Linked DNA regions of Homo sapiens: region 1 is linked to region 2. Evidence: read pairs that join two places in POLR2A ChIA-PET (ENCODE). Cell type or tissue: B cell. All regions are shown on one strand. Region 1 overlaps STIM2 (stromal interaction molecule 2). Region 2 overlaps STIM2 (stromal interaction molecule 2).

Region 1 (8,000 bases), 60 kb after region 2:
CAGAAACTATGTTATGGTGTTTAACTTCCTAGTTCACAAAATCCTATTTAATCTGTATATAACTGAACTATATACAACCAATGGTGTTTCTCAAATGGCCTATGACTAAGACAGCCTCAGCAAGAGGGAACCCCCAATAATAAATCAGAACTCAAGCATAGAGATTAGATAGTCTGGATGATAAGAAACAGTAGAATAAGAGAAAGCTGTTTTCTATTGTGGTTGCTTTGAGGGACAAGCAGATACATGACCACAAATGCTCTGGGAGGATCAGCTCTTATCAAATGTCATAAACAAAAAGATAACTCAACAGCAGTTGGTAAATGAACTGGAAAAGCAAGAGACAGAGAAGAAACTCCAGTAAATAGGTTACTATAATTGTCAGGACATAAGGACATAAGTACTAAACTAAATAAATGCTGGGACCAGGTAGAAGTTTCACAATTTAAGTAAGAAATATTCTAATATAAAATCATCAGATGTTTTCTTAAAATCTGTCTCAATAACTTGCACAATGATTCTTAACCATCTAGGTTACAGAACCATCTTACTTTAAAAACCAAAAGATCCTCCCCCACATAAAAAAGACAAATACAACCCTGCTTTATAGTAACTGAATGTCAATGACTTCCTATAAAACATACAAAGAAATTTTTAAGGTTGAACTTGGCAAAAGTAAAGTCACAAAATACAGGAGCAGAAAACAAGGTATCTTGCAAGAGCATCACAGTAGTATTTATATTTATAAATATTGTGCCTGAGATTAAAAGAACTGTAAAAATATAATGCAAAACTTTAAGATTTATCAAGGTACAAAGAGTAAGTCATGAACCATATTTTCAAAGACCTAATCATAAAAAAAGTAAGATTTGTAACTATACTGTCTACTCATAAAAGGTCAAGATAAAGAGCTTCTGGCTACTATCAGAGTCCTGAAAGTCTAGTGGTTCTCAAACTTCATCAGAATCACCCAGAGGATTTGTTAAAACGGATTGCTAGGTCCCATCCCCAAGCTGCTGATTCAGTAGGGTTGGGGTGGGGCTCAAGAATTTGCATTTCTAACAAGTTTTCATGTTAAGTTAATACTGCTTGTCAAGGGAGCATCAATTTATTTACTCCTTAGAGCAATTTCTTGGAACTACACCAACTCCATTTTCATCTACTTCTTTCCCTCCTTTCTCACTCTGTAAGCTAAATGAGAAGTATTAGGGTGGCCCTAACCTTTTTCTATTTAATATCTTGCTTCTAAAAGATGTATAGAGTGCCTATCTCATTTTGAATAATTTAAACTATAGTTACATATACGTAAACAAAGAAGAGGTAACCAAAATGACAAACAAGTATGTAATGCTCAGCACGCTTTGGTGAGTTGCTGAAGACCAAAATACCTTACACATACCCTATAAGATGACTTCCACCTACATAAGAATCTTTCTTCCAGATTCCTAATCAATGGCGTCCAAAATCATTACTTCCTGGGTCTCTTCAGATCAACAGACATCCACAATCCAGATATAAATTAAATTTTAAAATAGAATTTGCAGCTAAAATATAAAGACATAGTGGCAAATTTATAGGAAAAGATATTTTAAAAAGTTTAATCATGTCTTCCCTTATCAAAATGATATCTACACTTTCTGCCTCACTCATTCTCTGCTTTTTTTCCCTAAACTAGTATAAATAAGTGAACTTTGTTCTTTTTTTTTTTTTTTTTTTTTTTGAGATGGAGTTTCGCTCTTATTGCCCAGGCTGTAGTTCAATGGCGCGATCTCGGCTCACTACAACCTCCACCTCCCGGGTTCAAGTGATTCTCCTGCCTCAGCCTCCTGAGTAGCTGGGATTGCAGGCATGTGCCAATATGCCCATCTAATTTTGTATTTTGTGTAGAGACAGGGTTTCTCCATGTTGGTCAGGCTGGTCTCAAACTCCTGACCTCAGGAGATTCACCCACCTCGGCCTCCCGAAGTGCTGGGACTGCAGGCATGAGCCACCGCGCCTAGCCTTGTTCTATTCTTATATTACCACTTCTTACAGGTATCACAAGTATCAGAACTAATTTTAATCATAAAATGCACAGTGGACATCATTAAAAGGTCAGCAACTAATGTGCTATATGATGAAGAAACCTGCAAACAGTGGCCATGAAAATTAGAGAAGAACAAATATTAACATTAGCAAGTGTCTCTAGAACTTGCTTTCTTGAGAAATTCTCACAATTGTCTGTTCTTATGAAAATGGAATGAAATCTGTGTGACTTATAATATGACATTGCTTTACAATTCATTAGCACAGTGGTCTCCAAATTTGGGTTGCCGACACCCAAAAAGGATGTATAATCTAATCCACTTGAAATTTTGAGAAAATATTAGAATTTACATTTACATTTAATTTTATCTCATTTTTTTAATCTATATTTTTGTGGGTATTTTTTTTTCTTTTTTTGAGATAGTCTCGCTCTTTTGCCCAGGCCAGAGGGCAGGGGCACGATCTCGGCTCACTGCAAACTCCGCCTCCTGGGTTCAAGTGATTCTTCTGCCTCAGCCTCCCAAGTAGCTGGGATTACAGGCGCGTGCCACCACGCCCGGCTAATTTTTGTATTTTTAGTAGAGACGAGGTTTCAGCAAGTTGGCCAGGGTGGTCTCAAATGCCTGAATTCAAGTGATCCTCTCCCCTCAGCCTCCCAAAGTGCTGGGATTACAGGCGTGAGCCAATGCACCCAGCCGTATTTTTGCGGGTATTTTAAAAACATGTAACATTAGTACAATAGTTTGAATGTGTTTATATATGTTATATATGTATCCATACACACTACTTATATACAGCTATTTATTTTAAAATTATATCAGGAAGCACATACTCAAAAACCTTTTTTTTCTTGTTTTTTTTTTTTTTTTTTTTTTGAGATCAGGTCTCGTTATACTGCCCAGGCTAGTCTCCAACTCCTTAGCTCAAGTGATCTTCCTACCTTAGCCTCCTGAGTTGGCTGAGATTACAAGTGTGTGCTACCACCCTCTGCAAAACCCAAAGCATATGATAAAAAACAGTCTGGAAAAATATGAGGATGATAATATAAAAACAGTTTGGAAAAATATGACAGTAGAGCCACTTTTGACCTATAGAAAGTCATTTTCCTTTTTGCTGCTATCAGAAATGCTAATTGATTCAACAATGCCATTTGAAGGACTGTATTTGAACCACAGGTTTCTCCACATTTGCATCAAATCTACTAGGTATCTTTCACCTTTTCCTCAACTTGTAAATCTGTTCAGCAGAAGACTCACTTCTATATCTAAAAATCCATAATTTTCTTCAACATATAATAACTTTTCTGTTAACTTTCCAACTTCCCCTTAATATTTACCTTTAAGTACGATAAAATGTTTTCATAAGAACAGATATGAAAAAATGAAGAATTCCAGACACTAACTTTTTTTTTTTTTTTTGAGCTCTCAATAGCAGTTCTGCAGACTAGAAGTGCTGGCCTATGACTTGCGTGCCCTCTGCATTAAGCGCTAATATATCCGGGGTACAGAGACCTCTTACCTCAGATTCACTCTCCCACAAGCTCTTTTATGTTTTCCACTGTTGCCTTACTTTCTTGATATCCACAGATCATACCAGCATTAATCTGCTGCTTTCTCATGTCTTTTCTCACTTCTAGTCTCTCATGTACACATTGATTCTTTATTACTTCTCAGTTCTTTCAGGACAAGTCGTTATGTGTTTTTTCCATGAAATGACCAGATGCCTTTGTTTATCTTTGCAAAGCCAACATCTAGCACACTGTCTGGCAGACAATAGGTGCTCAATAAAAGACTGCTGAACCGAAGTTAGTTTCTTCAGCTCTTAATTATTTTTCTGTTGTTGACAAGTACTAAGCAGTTGCTGCTGCTGCTTAGCTCCAGAGAGTGCTCCTAACCCATGATCACCATGGGCTCTCCATGGTCACTTACAGGCCCAGGCCATTCCAAAAGTTTGATTTTCCAATATTCATTCGTTAAACAAACATTTATTAGATGCTTATTAAGTACTATTTAGACATTTATAGCCAAGATATACTACCATGAAAAATTTAATAAATGCAAAACAAAAGCATCAAATTTAGCAAACGATGTTCAATTTATCAATTGCTAAAATGACTTTATCTTTGATCAGATGCTACAGTAAGTTTAGTGTCAGTACTAACGAGTTATGTTAAAGTCACTGAAAAATCTGTGTGGTGTTATTTTGGTAGCAATTATCAATTTTCAGGAAAAAAAACTCAAACAAAAACCGACTGACCACTTACATTATGCCAAACTTAAGAGACAGTTTGTATTACAAAAGTTCCTTGTCAAACAGACGTTAAGATTCACCATCCTTTGAAGATTAATAATCTACATTAACACAGAGAAACAAGAAACACTAGAAGTCAAGAACATGGGTTCTGGAGTTGGCCTGGCTTCAAAACCTCAACTCTATCATTTACAAGCTTGTAACTATGGGCATATTGCCTAATCCACCAAACTGTTTCCTCATCTGCATATAAGATAATAAGAGTAGATTCTTAGCTAATACAGTTGTTATAAGGAGTCCATACCATAGTACATACAAAAGTGCTTATACGATGGAACAAATAGTAAATGCTCAATAAATGTTATCTTAGTATATAAATCTATAAATTTAAGTTTAAGAAGTCCTACAAAACTAATCCAGCATTTCCCAATTTTGACCACGTAATCCATTTTCCCATAAAACACTTACTAACATTCTCTGCTACTTTAATTGTGTGCTGATTGCCATTATTTTCCAGAAAGAATTAAAGTCTCTATTTTTATGGTATCGTTATATTAACTAAACAAATCATGAAATTATGAAAATTTCAGTATATAGGAAAGTACCTCAGTAACTGTAAGTTAATAGACAGCAAGACTTCTCTAGCACCTATGCCCTTCCCTTCCCTTTGCCCTGCTTGTTCTTTCAGAAGAATGTCAAGTGATCCTTCAGTCAAACAAATTACACTGGTACATTTGTGCATGTAATTAGAGTCACCATTCACTGCAAAGCTCTACTCAATAGATAACTTTTAATCAGGCTTTAAAATTCTACACATATCCTATTACAAAGATGAACACAATGGGTTTTATTGTGGGACATTTCCAAAACAAAGCCTTTTAAAGGAAATTTTATAACTTTACTGCTTTTATACTCTATATTTCTATGGCTTGAGAATCTCCCATCAAATATTTCTAGTTAGTAAATTATCAAAATAAACTGTGGTAAGCAGTCTCTGAAATGGCTCCCAATGATACCCACATCCTTGTATTTGTCTCCCCGTGATGGTTGGCTGGACCTAGTAACTCACTTCCCATGAGTAGAATACAGCAAAAGTGATGGGACGTCACTTCCAGCATTAGTCACAAAAAGATTATGACGTCCACATTACTGCCCCTTCTCTTTCTCTCAGAGCTCCCTCTCACTCTGAGAGAGTGAAACAGTGGGCTGAGGGAACCCCATTGTCATGTTATAAACTGCCTACAGAGAGACTTATACGGCAGAAAACTGGTATCTCCAACAGCCATTGAGGACCTCTGAGACTAACAGCTATATGAGTAGGTTTTTAAGTGGATCCTCCCCTAATCAGGCCTTGAGATGACACAACCCCAGCTGATATCTTAATTGCAGCCCTGTGAAAGACCCAGAGCCAGAAGACCCACCTAAGCTGCACTAAGATTTCTGACCCACAGAAACCATGAAATGAGAAATGTGTGTTGCTTTAAGCCACTAAGTTTTGGGGTCATTTGTTACATAGCAATAAACTAACACATAAGTTAAAAGTTAACCTTAGAAAACTTCAGCAAAAAATATATGTATTTAATCTTTTGGACACAATACCCCACATAATTCAAAACACACTGTTCAATTTTAAAATGCATTGCCTTCTTTTTTGTCTAATCCTAATTTTGCCTATTTTCTTAAGTGACTCTCCACAGACACATCTGTGTTGTTAACTAAGCTTTCCAACAGGTATAAAAATCATGGCAAAGAATGTATTGTGAAGGCAGCATATGTAACATAAGGAATACTGAAATACTAGGTACAATGGACTTTTCAGATAAGTAGGTCTTAAAGTTGATTTTGTTTTATATATGTATATCAAACAAACTGATAAAAAAAAACCTCTAAAACTACCTATTCCAGGTGGTAAAATGAAAAAGAATAAATAAAAACAAAGAAAAACTAGAACAAGGAAAGGAATGAAAAAAATGTTCATTCAAAGAAAAAGAGGGAAAGGTAAGAACAGAAAACAAAATTCATATACACTAGAATCTATGATAAAACTTTTCAGTCACAAAATGAGCAATAACAATGTGAACTCCACTGCTGTGCTCAGGGCAACAAAACCATTAATTTCTCTTATTTAAATTATTTGTTGACCAAATACCTACACTTTCCAAAATTTCACTAAAATTGACAGACCGTGCAGCCTTGAATGCAATCAACAATTCAATCTTAACAGATCACAGATTCTGCACACATTGACATCTAACCTTTTTTATGTTGGTCCAGAAGATGATGACCTAGACAGCAAAAGCTTTATATCCTATTCCTGATCTGAAGCACCCAAAGTACTCCAAATTCAGTTTTAACATAGCCCTGGAAAGTTATCAGACATTTATTCTCTTATTTGTCCAAGTACTGTACACATGATACACTTTAAGTGTTACCCTCACTTTGCCTGCCACCCTATAGAACATTACAGCCCCCATCATCTCTAACTGATAATGATCCCCCTGCCCCTGCTTACTTATTTTGTTTAGTCTCCTTCCCACAAGCCCTACCTGAATGTTCACTTAAAGGCACAGATTTTGTCTATCTTGTTCCTAATCTATTCCAAGCAACTATTTGAGTATCTGGTATAAAATAGGCCATCAGATATTAGCTCAATATTAAATAAATTATAAAAATAAAGAATTTTTCATATGACCAAATACAAAACAGAGGATACTAAAGAGAAAAAAAAATAAGTTTTTAAACAGAATTTTCAAATGCTAAATACTTTTCTGAATTTTTTTTAGAAAAGCAACATTTCAAAACAAAACAAAAATCACAAGAAATTAAGTACTTTAAAATTTGGGCTAAAATCACAAGAAATTAAGTACTTTAAAATTTGGGCTAAGGTTTCCTATCAAACGTATAAAGTCTCCTAGTGAAGGCCAGTAAAGGTCCATAAAATAATTATTGCTTATTTCTTTCAAAAAGACACCTTAACAAGAAATACAAACCAAAATGCACCTATATTGAACTGAAGGACTATAGTACAAGAACTGCAGAATTAATAATTCATCCTTTAAAGCATACAAACACATCACACAGAGCCTAGATCAGTGCTAATAGAAATAAAATGTGAGCTACATACATAATTTTGTTTTCTAGAAGTTACACTGAGTAAAAACAAAGGAAGTAAATTTTAATATTATATTTCATGTAACCCAATATGTCTAAAATATCTCCAACAGGTAATCAATATTTTCAAATTAGATATTTAATATTATTCTTCTCATATAAGCCTTCAAAATTTCAAGTGTGTTTTATACTTTATAGCACACCTCAACTTCGAATGCTCAATAGCCAAATATGGCTAGTGGCTACCACACTGGACAGTGGATTTCTACATTCTTTTAGGTAGTAGTAAAATATAAAGGCATGTTGTGTTTGCATTTAAATAGTAAGAGAAATACAGAAAGATATCATCTTCTGTTTTTAAATATTAAAATTCACCTCTCATATCAAAGAATTCTAAGCTCTACTTTTTAAGCCTAAGTTTTATTTAGTTCTAACTTTTATTACAACATGCCTAAAATTCCACTGAAATTTAAAAGACTCAATAAGATTTCCACTGAAATATAAATTACACAGCCATGTATGCTTAATTTGTTTTGCAGAGTGGTGATAACACTTTGCACATGTGCATTTAATATCTGATAAACGCTGGTGCATGCCTGTCATCCAAGCACTTT
Region 2 (8,000 bases):
GTCACAATTTTACCAGAATTGGAAGCATCTCTGATCATCTTTACTTAACCAAAGGAAATGAGTAGCTATAACACTGACTGTCAAAACTCAGATTAGCCTATTTTATTTCATGTTGTTGTTAAACAAACAAGTTTCTCAAAAGGCAACAAGAAAATTCCTATTGTTCCTCATACCCAGGGCAACATATATAAATAAATAAATTCTAATCTCATTTTAATGTTTGACTCTGTTTTAATTTAAGAACTTGTTTTAATTAAAATAACTATATTTTATTTGATTTTTGTCTTCTTTCAAGCATCTAGTTGTACCATGAACATAAAAGATATTCAGTAAGTACTTATCAAATTGACTCTTATCCCTATAATTTCATCATTCTAGTCATGTGTATAATAAAATCAGAAATACTAATGTTGATGTTCAGAATACATTTAAAACAGATTTGAAAACTTTCAACTTGATCAAAATACAAACCTCAAAGCAACAAAGGATACTTATCTAAATAGGGCATGTAAGGAAGTTGACTAGGGACACAATGTATATATTTCATTACATATAATGATTAGATTGTAATAACTGATTAGAGTCTTTTTGGATGTAGGAAATCATCCAGGGAAAAATAAAACTTAAGAAGCAATCTTGTAAGGGTAAAAAATTCTGGTAGAATCATTGCAAATTTTGACATTTAAATCCTTCAAGATTATTAAGTTAATTAAATTAATTAAAAATTATAATTTCTAAATTATATCATTTGGTACTTGCAAATGATACAATTTAGATATAATTTAGAAAATAAAATTTAGAGAACAACTGGATTCAGACACCTAAGGGATAAACTGGCAACCTGGACTTTGCTATCAAATCTATCTGGGTTTAAATGCTGCCTTGGGCAAAATGTTTAACTTGTCTCTGACTTGGTTTTTTTAACCTGTAAAATGGGAAGGACAATATATACCTCATTTTAATCATGAGGGTTAAATGAGATAATATAAAGTACTTCTATGTAGCATACATTTTAAAATGGTTGCTATTTTTTATTAATTTCATTTTTAAAATTCAGGTATAACGTATAGACGCCATAATTCGATGGTTATTGTCATTTAAAATGTCACAAGAAAGAGACGCACATTAATTCATTCAAGTAGATGTGTTCATAAAAATGAATCAGTATCAAATAAAAAAGTTTTTCTTAGATTGGCCAAAAGTTGACCCTTGATGTTATTTACAAATGATATAGTTGACCCATCTTCTGAAACTCAAAATCATGTTCCTTGGAAATAATTTTTCCAAGAGCCTGATTATTTAGACAAGAAAAATTGATTAAAACTTGAAAATGCATAATTTAGAAAGATTAAAGAATGGATATATTTATATTTCCTTTGTGCCCTCAGCCACGGAAGTAACTTGTAGATTCAGTATGGGGAAATGACATCTAGCATATAATTCTCCCTGAGTGGAAAATACATTTGCATAACAAAGACTCACCTGGGAAGTGTCGTTCCTTTGACATTGTTGTCTCTAAAATTCTTCTCATATTGGGGTAGTTCAACAAACTCTATCAACCACTGAAGAGTGTCTTCAAGGGTCCAATTATGAACTGCAGGAGATAAAAGGGGAATGCATATTTTAAACACACCTGCTTTCAGAAATACATATTCTATAATTTCAGAGAATATAAAGATATTAGATTGCATTTTCAATTTAATCAACATTAAGTACCAAAACTGTATCTAGCACTCTATGAGAAGAAGAAAGCCTTACAATCAAAAACAGAAGTGATAGTAAAAGCAATTAGGACAAAGATTAGCATGATTAATTCGAAAATAAACACCTATACAAGTTTGTAAGAATGAAATAATCTATCATTTTTCTGGTTGTAGAAAATTACCAGATACATACTTGTTCATTCTTTCATCTAGCCATCCACCCATATAGTATTGTAATACCGAAAACATTCTGAATACCAGATTTCATTCTAAGCACTGGGCATATGGCAGTGAATAAAACGGATAAAGTCCTTGTATGGAACTTAAATTCCTTTGGGTTTGGGGAGGGGCACTTTATGAAAGAAGGAAGAAGAGGAAGGGAAATTTCAGATAGTGATTAACTTAAGAAAAGCAGGAAAGATGTCAGGGTAAGCCTCTCTAAGGAGCTGACATCTGAGACCTAAAAATTGCAAGGAGTCCCATTGTGAAGACATGGGTGAAAAATATCCCAAAGAGAGGAAAAGGCTGTAAAAAAAAGCCTTCAGATGGAATGAACTAGCAGTGTTTGAGAGACTGGCAGAAAGTCAGAGAGGAGCTAGGTCATGAAAGGCTTTCAAGAACTCTGGACAGTTTTCTAATTTCAATAAAAAGAAGGGGAATAATCTTTTTTTAGAATGTTGTTCTTCAATGTGGAGAATAGATTGTTCATGATAAGACTAAAAATGGTCCAGTCTTATCATGAAATACGGAGAAATAAGAAGACCATTCCTTATATAATTGCCTAGACAGGAAAGGGTCATCATCTTAGACTATGATAGTAGTAGATAAGATGACAACAAGGAGTCAGATTCAGGATATATTCTGGGGATAATGCTATTAAGATGCGCTGATGAAATGGACAGGGGCTGGTAGCTAAACAAAAGCCAAAAGTACAGAGGGTGCTACCATTAACTGAGATAGAAAAGAATGGGGAGGAAAAGATTGGGGAAACGAGCAGGGGCCGGTGACAGAGATCAAAAGTTGTTTTAAGACACGTTATGTTTGAAGTATGCATTTGACATTTAAGTGTAGATAATAGAGCAGCAGTCAGATCTGCAAGTCTGGAGCTTAGGAAAAAGTGAGGTTAGGAACAGAGGTATTGGTGGGAAGTCACCAACATACAGATGATCTTTAGACTAAATGACATCAACCAGAAAAGACAGCTATTAATAGATTCTAGAAGACTGGACCTAAATCAAGAATAAAATAACTAGCATCTCTTCTCCTGGATATTTATTTTAAATTAAGTCCTTTGTATGCATTTTCTTAAGTCTTAAAAAAAACTTACGAGGTTCTAACATAATTATCTTTATTTTGGAAGTTAAAAACTAAAAAGCTAATGGAACCAACAAAGTAAGCAGCAGGACTGGATTTGAACTCAGGCAAACTGTTCACAGAACAAAACTTTATACTACTCTGAAAGTAGTAATACTAAATAACAGTAAAGATATAAACAAGCAGTTAAGCGCTGGACGCAGTTCAGAGGTTTCTGCTTATGAAGAGTAATGATGAGTTTATGCAAAGGGAAGGATGTAAGTGTGCTTACAAATGAATAGTTCTATACTGTCTGCATTTAATTTGAGGGTTAATGCTTATAGACTACAGAAGAGATCAAGGGAGAGTGAAGAAAACGTGAGCAATAAAAGCAGATCTGGGAATCCATCTGTATATAAATAAATCTGAAAAAAATCTTTCTGATAAGCTACATAAAAATATGAATTCATACTTGCAAGCAAAGCTAGGTTTCCATCAATCTGCCTTTTTTATTAAGTGTTCTTTAGAGAAAAAGCTTAAATAAACCACAAACAAAAACCAAAAACATTTAAAACTAGATGTGGTAACTGATAGTTTTATATTGAAACAAAGCCTTGACTGTTCTCCCCTTCATGTGTTCCTACCATAAAACCTGGACATGGGCCTGAGGCTGCTGTATCCATTTAACCAAGTAACAGGATGTCAGCTGAAGGTTCAGGCCCTGGGTGTTTTCCACTGAATTTAGTGCATTCAAAGTAGACTTTTTACTCTTAAGTTTCTTCCTATTCAAGATGAACTGCATTGAGAATTGCCCTGTCCTCACTGCCAAAAAACTCATGGTGCAGCTGTACCTCACACGCCCACACAAAATCCCCAGCCAAGAAAACAAGATAAGATTCTCTCTATGACTGTTCAACAGTGAAAATTCCTGATCTAAACACTTCAGCACATCAAAGTCATCCCACAATTTCCAGTAAGTCAGTACAGAAAGGAAGAAAAATCAAATGAAAAAGAACATATTAAAACTGCCCAAATCTTAGTAATACTCTGCTTAGCAAATTGAAAATTGTAGTGGTCTTGACAACGAATCTTTAAAACAACAGATCTAACAGAACCATTTATTTTGGGGGGAGATTCACTTCTCCTTTTGCTGTGGTTTCCTTGGTGATACTTAGTAAACACCTTCACTTCTCTTCTCATGACCAGGACTTGCATTTTTTATTAGCATTCTCTGTTCCAAATACTCTAGTTGTCTTTCATTTCTTAGGACAGATCATACTATGTCCTTCTTCAGGGCCTCTGTACGTGCTGTTTGCTGAGTATAAGCTCCTTTTTGCTATCCCTCCACCTTTTTGTTTCATTAAACCTTCATATCTCAGCTAAAACTTTAATTCTTCAAGTGAACCTTTCTGAACATTACTATATAACCTTTTTTTTCCTTTTTTTGTAGAGATAGGGTCTTGCTATGTTGCATAGGCTGATCTCTTGAACTCCTCTGCCTCTCAAAGTGCTGAGATTACAGGTATGAGACACCACACCCAGCCCCTGATTATTAATCCCTTAGTAGCTTTTATGCATAGCATTTAAATAACTATAACTACTTATCTGTATGATTGTTACTTCAACAACTGTTTATTTCAGTAAAGTATAAGTCTTCTGCTCATCACTCTAACCCTAGCACTTGGTATAAAGGCACTCAACAAATTATTTGTTGGATGCTGTTGAATGACGTAGAACATGTTTAATTAATAAGTCTTATGAAAATCTAATTTTACATTTTAATGGTGAGACAAGGATTTGTATGTATAAGAAATTCTTTTTTAACATTTTCTAAATTTCAATAGCTTTTGGGGTACAAGCGATTTTTCATTACATAAGAAATTCTTGATGGTAAAAGAATTACTCATTTAAGAATTATCTGGTTCCTTATTACCTGCCTCTCACTGATCTTTTATAGATGCTGTTGCTAAACAACACTTCCATCAGAGGGCAAGCAGAGAGAGATACACCATTCCTTTTAAAGGTATCTTTCCCAATCTGCAGAGCTACAGAAATGCCAGCTTCTAAAATGTTAACTTATATTGTTTCTGCTTGAAGTTGTGGCCAGTGCTACAGGTCAGTGTCTCAAAGGGATTTTTGGCAATTTATTCTAAGACTAATGAAAAGAACTCTGGAATGGAAACAGACCTGATTTTACTCCCAGCTGTGCCACTGATTCAGGATAATATCATAGCCACATTATTTAACTACAGCTCAGATTCTCTTTTTTAAATTGATGTTATACATATGTTGGGAGTACATATGGTATTTTGATACACGTATACAATGTGTGATGATCAAATCAGGGTAACTGAGATATCCATCACCTCAAACATTTATCTTTTCTCCATGTTGGAACCATTATAATTATCTTCCAGCTATTTGGAAACACACAATAAATTACTGTTAACTTTAATTTCCCTACTTTAGTATCAAATACTAGAACTTATTACTTCTACCTAACTGCATTTTTGTACCCATTAACCAACTTCTCTTCATTCCCCTCTTCGCTTCCCAGCCTCTGGTAACCACCATTCTACTCTCTACTTCCATAAAATCCACTTTTTTAGCTCCTATATCTGAGGAAGAACGTGTGATATTTGTCTTTCTGTGCCTGGTTTATTTCACTTAACATAATGATCTTCAGTTCCATTTTGCTGTAAATAACGGGATTTTATTCTTTTTTATGGCTGAATAATATTCCATTGTGTATACATACCACATTTTCTTTATCCATCCACCTGATGATGGACACTTAGGTTGATTCCACATCTTGCCTATTGTGAATAGTGCTGCAGTAAACATGAGAGTGCAGGTATCATTTGGAACAATGATTTCCTTTCTTTTAGACATATATTCAGCAGTGAATCTGCTGAATCATATGCTAGCTCTATTTTTAGTTTTTTTGAGAAACCTCCATACTGTTTTCCTTAATAACTGTACTACTTTACATTCCCACAAATAGTATGTAAGAGTTCCCCTTTCTCCACACCTTCAACAGCATTTGTAATTTTTTGTCTTTTTGATAACAGCCATTCAAACTGGAGTGTGATAATATCTCATTGTAGTTTGGATTTGCATTTCCCTGATGATTAGTGATGCTGAACATTTTTTCGTATACCTGTGGGCCACTGGTATGTCTTTATGCCTACTCAGGTCTTTTGCCCATTTTTTACTCAGATTATTTGTTTTTCTGCTATTGAGCTGTTTGAGTTCCTTATATATTCTGGTTATTAATCTCTTGTCAGAAGGATAGTTTGCAAATTTTCTCCCACCCCATAGGTTGTCTCTTCACTTTGTTCATTGTTTCCTTTGCCATGCAGAAGCTTTTTAGCTTGATACAATCCCATTTGTCTGTTTTTGCTTTTGTTGCCTATGCTTTTCAGGTCTTAACCCAAAAAGCTTCTTGTCCAGCCTAATGTCCTGAAGCCTTTCCTCAATGTTTTCTAATAGTTTCAGATCTTACATTTAAGTCTTTAATCAATTTTGAGTTGATTTTTGCATATGGTAGAGATCTAGATTCATTCTTCTGCATAGAGATATCCAGTTTTCCTAGCACCATTTATTAAACAGACCATTCCTTCCCCAATGCACATTTTGGGTGCCTTTGTTGAAAATGAGTTGGCTAAAAGTGTATGGATTTATTTCTGGGTTCTCTATTCTGTTTCGTTGGTATATGTGTCTGTTTTTATGCCGGTACCATGATGCTTTGGTTATTATAGCTTTGTAATATAATTTGAATTCAGGTAGTGTGATATCTCCAGCAGTGTTCTTTTTGCTCAAGAATTGCTATAGATATTCATGGTCTTTTGTGGTTTCATACAAATTTTAGGATTTTTTTTTCTATTTCTGTGAAGGATATAATTGGTATTTTGATAGGGATTGTATTAAATCTGTAGATCACTTTAGGTAGTAAAGACATTTTAACAAGATGAATTCTTCCAATCCATAAGCATATCTTTCCTTTTTTGTGAATCCTCTTCAATTTCTTTAATCAGTGTTTTATAATTTTCTTTGTAGAGATTTTTCACTTCCTTGGTTAAATTCGTTTCTAGGTATATTTTTTGGTACCTATTGTAAAGAAGATTGCTTTCTTGATTTCTTTTTCAGAGTGATCTCTGCTAATGTATAGAGATGCTACTGCCTTTTGTAGGTTGATTTTGTATCCTGTAACTTTACTAAATTCATTTATCAGTTCTAAGAGTTTTCTGGTGAAGTCTAGGTTTTTCTAAATATAAGATCATGTCCCCTTCAACCAAGGATAATTTGACGTCTTCCCTTTCAATTTGAATGCCTTTTATTTATTTCTTTTGCTTAATTATTCTGGCTAGTATTTCTGGTATTACACTGAATAAAAGTGGTGAAAGTGGGCATCCTTGTCTTGTTTCAGATCTTAGTGGAAAGGCTTTCAATTTTTCCCCATTCGGCACGAAACACACAGCTTTTGGGCTTGTCATATATGGCCTTTATTGTGTTGAGGTATGCTCCTTATATACCCAATTTGTTGAAGGTTTTTATCATGAAGGGATGCTGAATTTATTAAATGCTTTTTAGCATCTATTGAAAAGATCATATAGTTTTTGACCTTGATTCTATTGATGTGAGGTAGCACATTTATTGATTTGTGTGTTGAACAGTCCTTGCATCTTAACATGCAAAATAATAAAATTGATCTAGACCACCTTTAAAATTCATTTAAACTGGGCCGTGTGTGGTGGCTCATGTCTGTAATCCTACCACTTTGGGAGACCAGGGTGGGTGGATCACCTGAGGACAGGAGTTCGAGACCAGCCTGGCCAACATGGCAAAACCCTGTCTCTACTATAAATACAAAAATTAGCCAGGCATAGTGGTAAATACCTGTAATCCCAGCTATTCCGGAGGCTGAGGCAGGAGAATCTCTTGAACCCAGGAGACAGAGGCTGCAGTGAGCCAAGACTGCGCTACTGTACCCCAGCCTGGGAG

Evidence for each region. ChIA-PET counts read pairs that join two places held together with the same protein. Peaks named below come from ENCODE experiments on the same cell type or tissue, not always from the same donor. Only the 100,000 strongest peaks of a DNase experiment are listed, where the experiment ranks them.
Region 1: POLR2A ChIA-PET joins it to region 2 with 10 read pairs; 5 of 35 experiments call an interaction of 5 or more read pairs at or near these places.

The regions. Positions count from the first base shown.
Region 1 is chr4:26,928,634-26,936,633 of GRCh38, reverse strand. The region is part of intron 2 of STIM2 (stromal interaction molecule 2); the gene reads right to left. Among named protein-coding and RNA genes, the nearest start is that of STIM2, 72 kb to the right of the region's middle. In B cell, no CTCF peak of the experiment used is centred here; no DNase peak of the experiment used is centred here; H3K27ac peaks cover 2,794 bases.
Region 2 is chr4:26,988,973-26,996,972 of GRCh38, reverse strand. STIM2 (stromal interaction molecule 2) reads right to left here. Exons shown (of 12, transcript NM_020860.4): 4 at 1,483-1,594. Among named protein-coding and RNA genes, the nearest start is that of STIM2, 130 kb to the right of the region's middle. In B cell, no CTCF peak of the experiment used is centred here; DNase peaks (open chromatin) are centred at 1,602, 3,902 and 4,012; H3K4me3 peaks cover 3,555 bases; H3K27ac peaks cover 6,654 bases.